2 separate regions of the Homo sapiens genome follow, and region 2 is linked to region 1. Evidence: read pairs that join two places in POLR2A ChIA-PET (ENCODE). Cell type or tissue: HepG2. All regions are shown on one strand. Links, peaks and the distances in the headings refer to the core of each region. The heading gives the core; the rest is flanking DNA.

Region 1 (5,379 bases), core at 150-5,149:
GGATTACAGGCGTGACCCACCGTGCCTGGCCTAAATTGCACACTGTTTTGAGTAGCATGATGAAATATTGCACTGTCTTGCTCTGTCCTGCCCAGGGCGTGAATGATCCCTTTATCCAGCATATCCGTGCTGTATTTGCTATCTGCCCATTAGCCACTCAGTAGCCATCGTGGTTATGAAATTGAAAAAACATAGTGTGGTCTGGGTGCAGTGGCCCACGCCTGTAATCCGGCACTTTGGGAGGCTGAGGTGGGAGGATCATGAGGTCAGGAGTTCGAGACTAGCCTGGCCAACATAGTGAAACCCCACCTTTACTAAAAATACAAAAAATTAGCTGGGCGTGGTGGCAGGCTCCTGTAATCCCAGATACTCAGGAGGGTGATGCAGTAGAATTGCTTGAACCTGGGAGGCAGAGGTTTCAGTGAGCCAAGATTGCGCCATTGCACTCCAGCCTAGGCGACAGAGCGAGACTCCATCTCAAAAAAAAAAAAAAGAAAAGAAAAAAGAAAAAGCATAGTGTATACTGTATAGGATTAGGTACTATTTGAGGTTTCAGGCATCCACTGAGGGTCTTGGAACTTATCCCCCAAGGATAGGGGGAGACTGCTTTCATTGTAAAGGGAAAGGGGGAACATTTATGTGTGTTTATACATATCACTTCTGTACACAAAAGTTTTGTGATTTTTTTTTTTTTGGTTTTGTGAGCTTTGATAAATCACTTCATTTTTATGACTAGTTAATGTCTTCAACTATTAAAGCCTCATAGGTTTGCTGGTGGTGAGGGGGCCTAAATGTGATAACATAATACTGTGTCTGGGGAATGCAATAAATATTGGGTTCCTTCCTTTCTCTACCTTTGGGTCCACATGGAAGGGGTCACTGGGTTGCTTTCTTTCTTTTTTTTTTTTTTTTTTTTTTTGAGACGGAGTCTCGCTCTGTCACCCAGGCTGGAGTGCAGTGGCACGATCTCAGCTGACTGGAAGTTCTGCCTCCTGGGTTCACGCCATTCTCCTGCCTCAGTCTCCCGAGTAGCTGGGGCTACAGGTCCCAGCCACCAAGCCCAGCTAATTTTTTTTTTTTGTATTTTTAGTAGAGACGGGGTTTCACCGTGTTAGCCAGGGTGGTCTTGTTCTCCTGACCTCATGATCTGCCCGCCTCGGCCTCCCAAAGTGCTGGGATTATAGGTGTGAGCCACCGTGCCCAGCCACTGGGTTGCTTTCTGAAGTTTTCCATCTGTGGTTCCAGTGTAGGAACAGCATTTAGTGACTCACTAGCACAGTATGAAGTGTTCAGTTAAATTCCTCCAGCCTATTTGATCTCTCTTAGGGGATTCCAGACACAAGAAGAGGAGGTTATGAGCATTGCTGAGCAGGGCCACCCACAATAGGAATTTCTGTCATCTCTGGGGGATGAGGGTCTTGGGAGTGCCTTATTGCCTGGAGCCCCTCACCACAAAGGTCCCTGAGAGCTCCCTTTGTTTCCTGAGAAGTTAATGATTGTGGATCAGAGAAGAAAGTCTTACTGGGGAGGTAGGGATAGGAGAGAAGCCTCATTATTAGGGAGCGAGAGCATGCACAGGTGTGAGAGGAGACTTGGTAACTCCACAGCAACGGATCCAACTAGAGGCCACTTATTGCTGGGTGCTGGTTGCCAAGCAACCCCTGGAGACCTTGTGGGAATAGAAGAGTGGAGGGGGCTTCCACCACCTCTATGTGGGGCCCATTGCAGAGGCTGTCTGGTGCTGATCAAGAGAACAATCCAGAGGATTGAGCTCACCTAGGACTCTGGGTCCTGGATTCTAGTTTTTGTTTTTTTGTTTGTTTGTTTGTTTGTTTTTTGTTTTTTGGGTTTTTTTTTTTTGAGATAGGGTCTAACTCTGTTTCCCAGGCTGGAGTACAGTGGTGCGATCTCAGGTCACTGGAACCTCTGCCTCCTGGCTTCAGGTGATCCTCCCACCTCAGCCTCCCTAGTAGCTGGAACTACAGGTGTGCCTGGCTATGCCATGCCTGAATAAATTTTGTATTTCTTGTAGAGACTGAGTGCAACCAGCACCCAGCAGTAAGTGGCCTCTAGTTGGATCTATTGCTGTGTTGGTGATGATTTAAAAGCTCTTAGTGTAACTAAAGACATACATAGATAATGTGCATAAAGCACTAACATAGTGCATGGCACAGAGTAAACACTCAACAAATCGTAGTTTTTATTAAGGTTCTAGGGAGATTGATAAATAGCATTCCTTTTCTTCCCCACCTAAACCCATTGAGAAATAGATGCAGGAGTCAGAGAGATGGGGCGTAATGGAAAAAAAAAAGCCTTATTACTCATTAAAGCGAGGATGAAGCCATGGCTAAAGTCTTCCGGCAAGTGCAGCTTGCTCATACTTTACTCTGGAGTCAGAAAGACACACAAACCCAGTCATAGGCCAACGTGGGCCGCTGGCTATAATTAGCCCGTACACCATTCACTCAAAGTCAAAGTCCATGTGGCCCAGATTTACTAATATTTAAGGCCTAAAGCATTCCACTCAGGTCTGTAGGAGAAGCCTCTGTCTCCATGGACAGCCTTCCTCATAGACAGAGAAAGGAGGGTCCCTCCTCCAACAGCTCTTTTTTAAATTATCATTTTATTCATGTATTTAATGTTGAGACAGGGTGTCCGAGGCTGGAGTGCAGTGGTATGCTCATGGTTTACTGCAGCCTCGACCTCCTGGGCTTAAGCAATCCTCCCACCTTAGCCTCACCAGTAGCTGGGACTATAGGTGTGTGCCACACCATGCCTGGCTAAGTTTTGTATTTTTTGTAGAGACAGGGTTTTGTCATGTTCCCCAGGCTGGTCTCAAACTCCTGAGCTCAAGTGATCTGCCTGCCTAGGCCTTTCAAAAGTGCTGGGATTACAGGTGTGAGCCACTGCTCCTGCCCAATAGCTCTTACTATAATTAAAGACATAGATAAGAGTGACCATGGGTTCCAAAGGAGGGTTAGACAGAATGACAAACAATGGGACAAACAAGAGGAGTCTTAAGAGATTTCCTGGGAATCTGAATTCCACAGTGATGTGAGTAACTCCTCATATAAACAGGAACTGAGAACAAGGTCAAGGTGAGATGGGGTGCTGGGCAGTCAGCAAGGTTCGCTTATCAGTCATCTGCCTTATGTCCACACAGCAGCCTCCATGAAATGTTAGGTCACAACATGGCTTTGGAGTCATTTATAAATATTAAAGCTAGTGAGTATTAAATCTGGGAATGTCAAGGATCTGTATCTTAGGGCCAGTAATATAAGAATAGCTGAAATGTAAGGGAGTGTAGGAATGTGGGAAAGGTAATCATACCAGAAACTTGGAAGAAGGAGGATTGTGGCTCTTCAGCAGCCATTTAACAAATATTTACTGTGCCAGATTCTGGGGATAGAGATATTAATATAAATGTGACATTCCCTGCTCTCCAGGAATTAATGAGACTGAAATTATGAGCCCAATAAATGAATACCATAGCTCTCTTGTTCTGATTAGGGGAAGAAGAATAGGATATCAAGAGACTTTTCCCTAGAATTTAAGAATGTACAGTCATGGATTATTATATGAGATTGGGTAGCTGTCTAATAGGCTTCTCTATTAGTTTCCTGTTGCTGCACTAAAATTACTACAAACTTAGTGGCTTAAGACAACACAAACTTACTATCTCACAGTTCTGGAGGTCGGAAGTCTAAGGTGGGTCTCACTGGGTTAAAATCAATTTGTTGGCTGGTTTCAGTCTGTGTTCTCTCTGGAGGGCCTCATCTGGGGGGCATCTTTAATTTGCCTTTTCCAGCTTCCAGAGGCTGCCTACATCCCTTTGCTTGGGGCCCCTTCTTCCATCCATCTTCAAAGCTGCAGTGGAACATCTTCCAACCTCTCTGAACCTCCTCCTTGTCTCTTATAAAAACACTTGTGATTATAATGGGCCCACCTAGGCATTCCAGGTCAATCCTGCATTTTCAAGATCCTTAATTTAATCCCATTTGCAAAAATCCCTTTTGCCATGTAAGGTAACATATTCACAGATTTTAGGGATTATATATTTGGGAGACTATTATTCTGACTACTACAGCATCTGTTAGTAACATATAAAAGACCTGGTTGGGCGTGGTGGCTCATGCCTATAATCCTAGCACTTTGGGAGGCCAAGGCAGGAGGATCACTTGAGCTCAGGAGTGAGACCAGCAACATACTGAGACCTTGTCTCTACAAAAAATTTAAAAATAAGCTGTGTGTGTGGTGGCATGTGCCTGTAGTCCCAGCTACTCATGAGGCTGAGGCCAGAGGATCACTTGAGCCTGGGAGGTCAAGGCTGCCTTGAGCTATAACCACACCACTGCACTCCAGCCTGGGTGACAGAGCAAGATCCTATCTCAAAAAAAAAAAAAAAAAAGAAAAAGAAAAGAAAAGAAAAAGGAAAATACCTGATATAAATTCCCTCATCCTTTAAGACTCTGAAGCAGGTAATGTCCATGTTTTAAGTTCACACTGCTGATTAAGATTTCCTGTTACCTTGTTAGGTGTCAACAAGCCTGTGAATTTAGAGCACATCACATCTCAGTCTCTCATTTTATTTAATTTAATTAATTAATTTATTTTTTGAGGTGGAGTTTTGCTTTTGTTGCCCAGGCTGGAGTGCCATGGCATAATCTTGGCTCACTGCAACCTCCACTTCCTGGGTTCAAGCGATTCTCCTGCCTCAGCCTCCCGAATAGCTGGGATTACAGGCATGTACCACCATGCCTGGCTGATTTTTCTATTTTTAGTAGAGACAGGTTTTCACCACGTTGGCCAGGCTGGTTTCAAACTCCTGACCTCAGTTGATCCTCCTGCCTCGGCCTCCCAAAGTGCTGGGATTACGGGCGTGAGCCACTGTGCCCAGCCTCAGTCTTTCATTTTAGACAGGAGGAGGCTGAGGCTCAGAGTGAGATAGGGACTTTACTGAGGGCTCATGGTGATGTCCCTTGACCCATTCCAGTGCTCTTCCTGCCACCTTCAGGAAGGTGCAATCTCGTCTTGAGTGTAAGCTGGAGACCTGTGGAGAGATCAGCGGGCAGCACAGAAGAGTCTGGAGGCTGAACAGGGAAACTGGGGCTCTGACAAGTCTCTGTGGCTCCAGGAATGTGAAGACAGTTCCTGAGTACACCATCCTGTGCTCAGCTCTTATGATAATCAGAATTGATTTTTCTAGGCAGCAAGTTTCCTGGTGTGGCTGCAGAAACATGCTGACACTTTTATCTCCCCAAAGCCTGTAGGAACCAGCTGCTGAGGAAGTAAGTTTAATCTGATTTTAAAAATCACAACAAAGACCATGGGGAGTCAAATCAGGCTTAGTTGGCCTCTGTAATTTTCAAATGAATTAAC
Region 2 (5,379 bases), core at 299-5,298, 110 kb before region 1:
ATCCAAATTAAGATGGGACACCTTTTAAATGATTAGGTTCTTTAAGTAAGGTGGGGAGAGAAAGATTTACTAAATTGAAATACCTACCTTGCCGTGGGAACTGTTCAGCTAACTTCCTAAGGCTTGTTAAACTGTCAGCACCAAGCTGACTTAATATTCCAGGAAGCATTTCTGTGATTGGTTTGGCTTCTGCATGACCAGTAATTGCAAAGGTATTAGCAGAAAGGGAAGCTTGGACTTTGGGATTGTTGAAATGAATAACTGTCCCATCATCTTTAATCATGTTCACCTGTATGATCACAGAAGAAAAATGTACTTCACATGCTAGGTACACTAAAACAATATATTTTTAAAAAGCAATTCAGCCAATTATGGTTCTTTACTTGGTAGTTATGTAATCCCAAGGTAGTAACTGGCCAAGCAACGGACATTCGTGGAAAAAGATCATAGTAATAAAGTAAAATGGTGTAGATGGCACAAATTACTAGGATGGACAAGAAATATTCAATTCATTATAGAATCTAGATTTTAAATTCAAAGACTTCTAAGAGAAGGAAGTACATGACCATGTTTTTTTAAAAAATGGAAGTATCAGCCAAAAACCAGCTTCTTAATGAAATTACTCATTATCTTACTCAATTTATACTGTCAAACAAAATCAGTGCAATTTCCACTTGGCAGGGTAGCATCTTACTTAGGGGACTGGTTACAAAGGGGAAATAGTATATGGTAAAAACAACCACTAAAAATCCATAAAGAACACTCAGAAACGTAACCAGGTGTTTCATTCCTTCAAGCACTTAGTACATTTATAAAAATTTCAACTTGTTCTAATCATGCCATTCTTTGTAAGGGATTTTGCTAGTTCTTCTAATTTTTTTTTTTTTTTTGAGACAGAATCTCGCTGTGTCATCCAGGCTAGAGTGCAGTGGCATGACCTCGGTTCACTGCAGCCTCTGCCTCCCAGGTTCTAACCATTCTCCTCCCTCAGCCTCCCAACCTGGTAGCTGAGATGAGAGGCACATGCCACTATGCCCAGCTAATTTTTGTATTTTTAGTACAGATGGGGTTTCACCATGTTGGCCAGGCTGGTCTCGAACTCCTGACCTCAGGTGATCTGCCCACCTCAGCCTCTCATGGTGCTAGGATTACAGGCATGAGCCACCACACCCAGCCAGTTCCTCTAATTCTTAAGGGTAGCTTCTCAACAATCTTTAATAACCCCTGTAAAGGTCAAAGAAATTGTCCCACCCACTCACCTAGTGACCTGAACATGCTTTATCAACTAGGAAACCTTTAAAAATCATCCTCACATTCTTTCCATAACTTTCACCAATATGAACTATTTCAGATTTGATTTCATCCATTGCCTGGGACTTACTGAAATGGAAGGTTTAACATGTGCTACTTAAGATTGTTATTTTTCTCTCTCACTCATGTACTTCATGTTTTTTTCAGTAGAGTTGAATTTGTGTAAGTTAAATGTGTGAATAACGTGATTCCACTATGTAGTTGATTCCCCTGGGTAAGTTACCTTGTGGGGTAACATGCTTACTATATAAAAAGGTTAGGAAGAGTTAACTCTTGGCTACTTTAGAAGCATTTCATGATTCATCCAAAATCTGCCCTGTCAAAATCAAGCATAGATGCTGAGTGTTCTCCATGGACAGTGGGAAGAGGGCTTTTCTTCCTCAGAGGTGATTACCACCATTGATAGCACCAGAAAGGAAGGGCAAGAAAGGGGCTTCTAAATTTCAGGCAAGACCTGGAACACAGAGAAAATAAAGGCAAATCCCTGGAAAATTGTAACTAAACCCACAAATAATTTCCCCAGGTTTTTCTGACAAAAATCACTATTTAAATTCTATACCCTTCCCTCTCTCACTATTACACTTAGGGTTCTATTAATTATATCACACACAAGCATTCAACCCAGCTGTTCTAAAAACACAGCACTGTGAGTTATGTTAACTTCAGAAAAGATAAATTATATAGTTTTGAAGATAATTACAGTTTTGTTAAAAAGTTAAATGTTAAAGTGGGTGAAATCTGGGCTCGAGAAGGATGACAGTGGATGTGAAATGGGATGTTGCTCTGCATTTAGCCTAGAATCACATAATTTTAGAATGGGAAAAGAACAAAAGATATGGTAGGACTATATTTTTCAAATCAAGACCAAATCACGTGGTTTAAAAGAGGATTTCAGGCCAGGTGCGGTGGCTCACACTTGTAATCCTAGCACTTTGGGAGGCCAAGGTGGGCAGATCAAGAGTTCAGAATCAGCTTGGCCAACATGGTGAAACCCCATCTCTACTAAAAATACAAAAATAGCCAGGCATGGTGGTGGGTGCCTGTAATCCCAGCTACTCGGAGGCTGAGGCAGAAGTGGCTTGAACCCAGGAGTCGGAGGTTGCAGTAAGGTGAGATCGCACCACTTCACTCCAGCCTGGGCGACAAGAGTGAAGCTCTTTCTCAAAAAAATAAAAGAATAGGGCAGGCGCGGTGGCTCAGGCCTGTAATCCCAACACTTTGGGAGGCTGAGGCGGGTGGATCACGAGGTCAGGAAATAGAGACCATCCTGGCCAACATGGTGAAACCCTTTCTCTACTAAAAATACAAAAATTAGCTGGGTGTGGTGGCATGTGCCTGTAATCCCAGCTACTTGGGAGGCTGAGACAGGAGAATCACTTGAACCAGGGAGTCAGAGGTTGCAGTGAGCTGAGATTGTGCCACTGCATTCCAGCCTGGCTACCGAGTGAGACTTTCTCAGAAAAAAAAAAAAAAAAAAAAAAGAAGGCCGAGCGCAGTGGCTCACGCCTGTTATCCCAGCACTCTGGGAGGCCGAGGCTGGTGGACTGCCTGAGATCAGGAGTTCGAGACCAGTCTGGCCAGCATGGTGAAACACTGTCTCTACTAAAAATACAAAAATTAGACAGACATGGTGGCAGGCACCTATAACCCCAGCTACTCAGGAGGCTGAGGCAGGAGAATTGCTTGAACCTGGGAGACATAGGTTGCAGTAAGCCGAAATCGCACCATTGCACTCTGGCCTGGGCAACAGAGTCAGACTCCGTCTCAAAAAAAAAAAAAAAAAAAAAAAAAAAAAAAACCCAAAAAACCAAAGATTTCTAAAATGCTTCTGGGTGCAGAGTCTCAAATATTGGAATCTGAGACTTTTTTTTTATTTACAGACATTAAAGTCACAAGAAATCTGAAATCAATATTGTTCAAAAAATTCAGGCTATATATTTGTTGAACTTAGAAGTCTTCCAGTTCAAATCCTTTATGTTAAAGAAATAAACACTGAAGACAAAAGCTCTTTGTTAGCAACATACCCAAGGACAAATAGCTTGTTAAGTGCAAACCGAGGACTTTAACCTGGGTTTCCCAACTTGTTCTTGTTTCCTTCCTACTAAATCATTCTCATACTTAAAACGCTTATTTGCCTACAAAAATTCAATTCAGCTGGGTGCTCATGCCTGTAATTCCAGCACTTTGGGAGGCTGAGGCGGGTGGATCACCTGAGATCAGGAGTTCACAACCAGTCTGGCTAACATAGTGAAACCCCATCTCTACTAAAAATACAAAAATCATCTGGGTGTGGTGGTGGGTGCCTGTAATCCCAGCTACTTGGGAGGCTGAGGCAGGAGAATCGCTTGAACCCGGGAGGAAGAGGTTGCAGTGAGCTCAGATCATGCCATTGCACTCTAGCCTGGGCGACAGAGCGAGACCCTGTCTCAAAAAAAAAAAAAAAAAGAAAAGAAAAGAAAAAGAAAATTCCATGGCCTCATGAGAGCTTGTCAGAGAATGATTTATTTCAGGATATAGGCCAAATCGAGAACACAAAAGAAAAACAACACAGGTATATAGATAAAATGTATCTTATTGGCTACAAAACAAGAGGCTAACATGGAGCCAAAAACAATAAACAAACTCATGGAGTTTTTTCTTATGTTCAAGTTTCTCTTCTGAAGGCTAAATGTTGTTATATTTTACACCCTGATATATAGGTCTTTCTAGTTTGAAATATGCTTGAGTTTAGTGTGAAAAGCAAGATGAATTCCATCTCAGATTGTGAAACATAAATAAATTTATTCATGGCTGTTTTAAATGGAGTGGTCTAAAAGATGCAGCTTCAGGAATAGAAAGGTCCAGAAAGGGATGGAGAGTTTAGTTAATTTTAGAATATAGAGAAATACTAGAAGGTAAAACAGCTAGAATATTTTCTTTCTTTTTTTTTTTTTTTTGAGATGGAGTCTCACTTTGTTGCCCAGGCTGGAGTGCAGTGATGTGACCTCTGCTCACTGCAACTCCTCCTCTCGGATTCAAGCGATTCTCCTGCCTCAGCCTCCCAAGTAGCTGGGATTACAGGTGTGTGCCACCATGCCCGACTAATTCAAATTATTTTATTTCTAACATTCCTTCCTTCTGAGCAAATGACATGGTTATATAAAGCTTCTGGGCACGAGCTATTATAAACTATCAAACGATGAATTGTTTGGCTGAACAAGACCAGTTAGACACCTCTCCTACCATTTTGGGTAAAAGAAGGGATAAGGAACTTGTTAAAGTCATAAAGCAAATTATATGCATTTAATATCGAGACTTCACTTCTTTCAGTGATTTTATACTGTGTGGTTTGAGTAAGCCATATAATATATGTACAATATAAGAACAAGGAGCAGCCAAATAAAAAGGACTATTAAATTAGCAACTATACCAGCACTGAGGTCTCTTTTTCAACCAAACATCCCCTTTAGGTCAAAATTTGTTTTTTTTTCCCTAAAGATAGCTGAAGGTAAAGGATGCCACTTGAGCTAAGGAGAAAGAGGCATTTTGAGACCCCAGTCCAAACCACAGAATGCCCTTGCTCTCATTTTTTGCTTTAATACTGATGTGTATAGTAGTTAGCAGTAAACTTTGTCCTCTCATTCCTAGTGTATTTATATATGCTGTTTTCACTGTTTAGAAGAACCATTTCCTACTTCTCCATCTTGCACATTCCCATTTATCCAAGATTGAGGTAAGATGCTTCTTTCTCTGTGAAAACTTAAGGTGGTTTATGCACTTACTGCTATTATACAGAATTGTCTTGTAGTATAATTGCATTTGTAAATCACTGACCATACTAGAAGGTTAATTTCTTAAGATCAGAGACCATGCCTTATTCGACATAGTATTTCCCCCAATATCTAGTACATAATAATCACTCAAATCTGCTGAATGAATGAATGGATACCTCCTATACAATTTATTCTAAAATCATGGCTGGGCATGGTGGCTCATGTCTGTAATCCCAGCACTTAGGGAAACTGAGGCAGGAGGCGCGCTTAAATCCAGGAGTTCAAGATGCCTGGACAACACAGCGAGAACCCCATC

What was found. Peaks named below come from ENCODE experiments on the same cell type or tissue, not always from the same donor. Only the 100,000 strongest peaks of a DNase experiment are listed, where the experiment ranks them.
Region 2: POLR2A ChIA-PET joins it to region 1 with 6 read pairs; 4 of 35 experiments call an interaction of 5 or more read pairs at or near these places.

Annotation. Positions count from the first base shown.
Region 1 is chr1:51,966,551-51,971,929 of GRCh38, reverse strand. All of the region lies in intron 2 of RAB3B (RAB3B, member RAS oncogene family), which reads left to right. Among named protein-coding and RNA genes, the nearest start is that of RAB3B, 21 kb to the left of the region's middle. In HepG2, for the core only: no CTCF peak of the experiment used is centred there; DNase peaks (open chromatin) are centred at 1,329, 2,419 and 3,099.
Region 2 is chr1:52,078,250-52,083,628 of GRCh38, reverse strand. BTF3L4 (basic transcription factor 3 like 4) reads right to left here. Exons shown (of 6, transcript NM_152265.5): 4 at 88-289. Among named protein-coding and RNA genes, the nearest start is that of BTF3L4, 25 kb to the right of the region's middle. In HepG2, for the core only: no CTCF peak of the experiment used is centred there; a DNase peak (open chromatin) is centred at 3,388.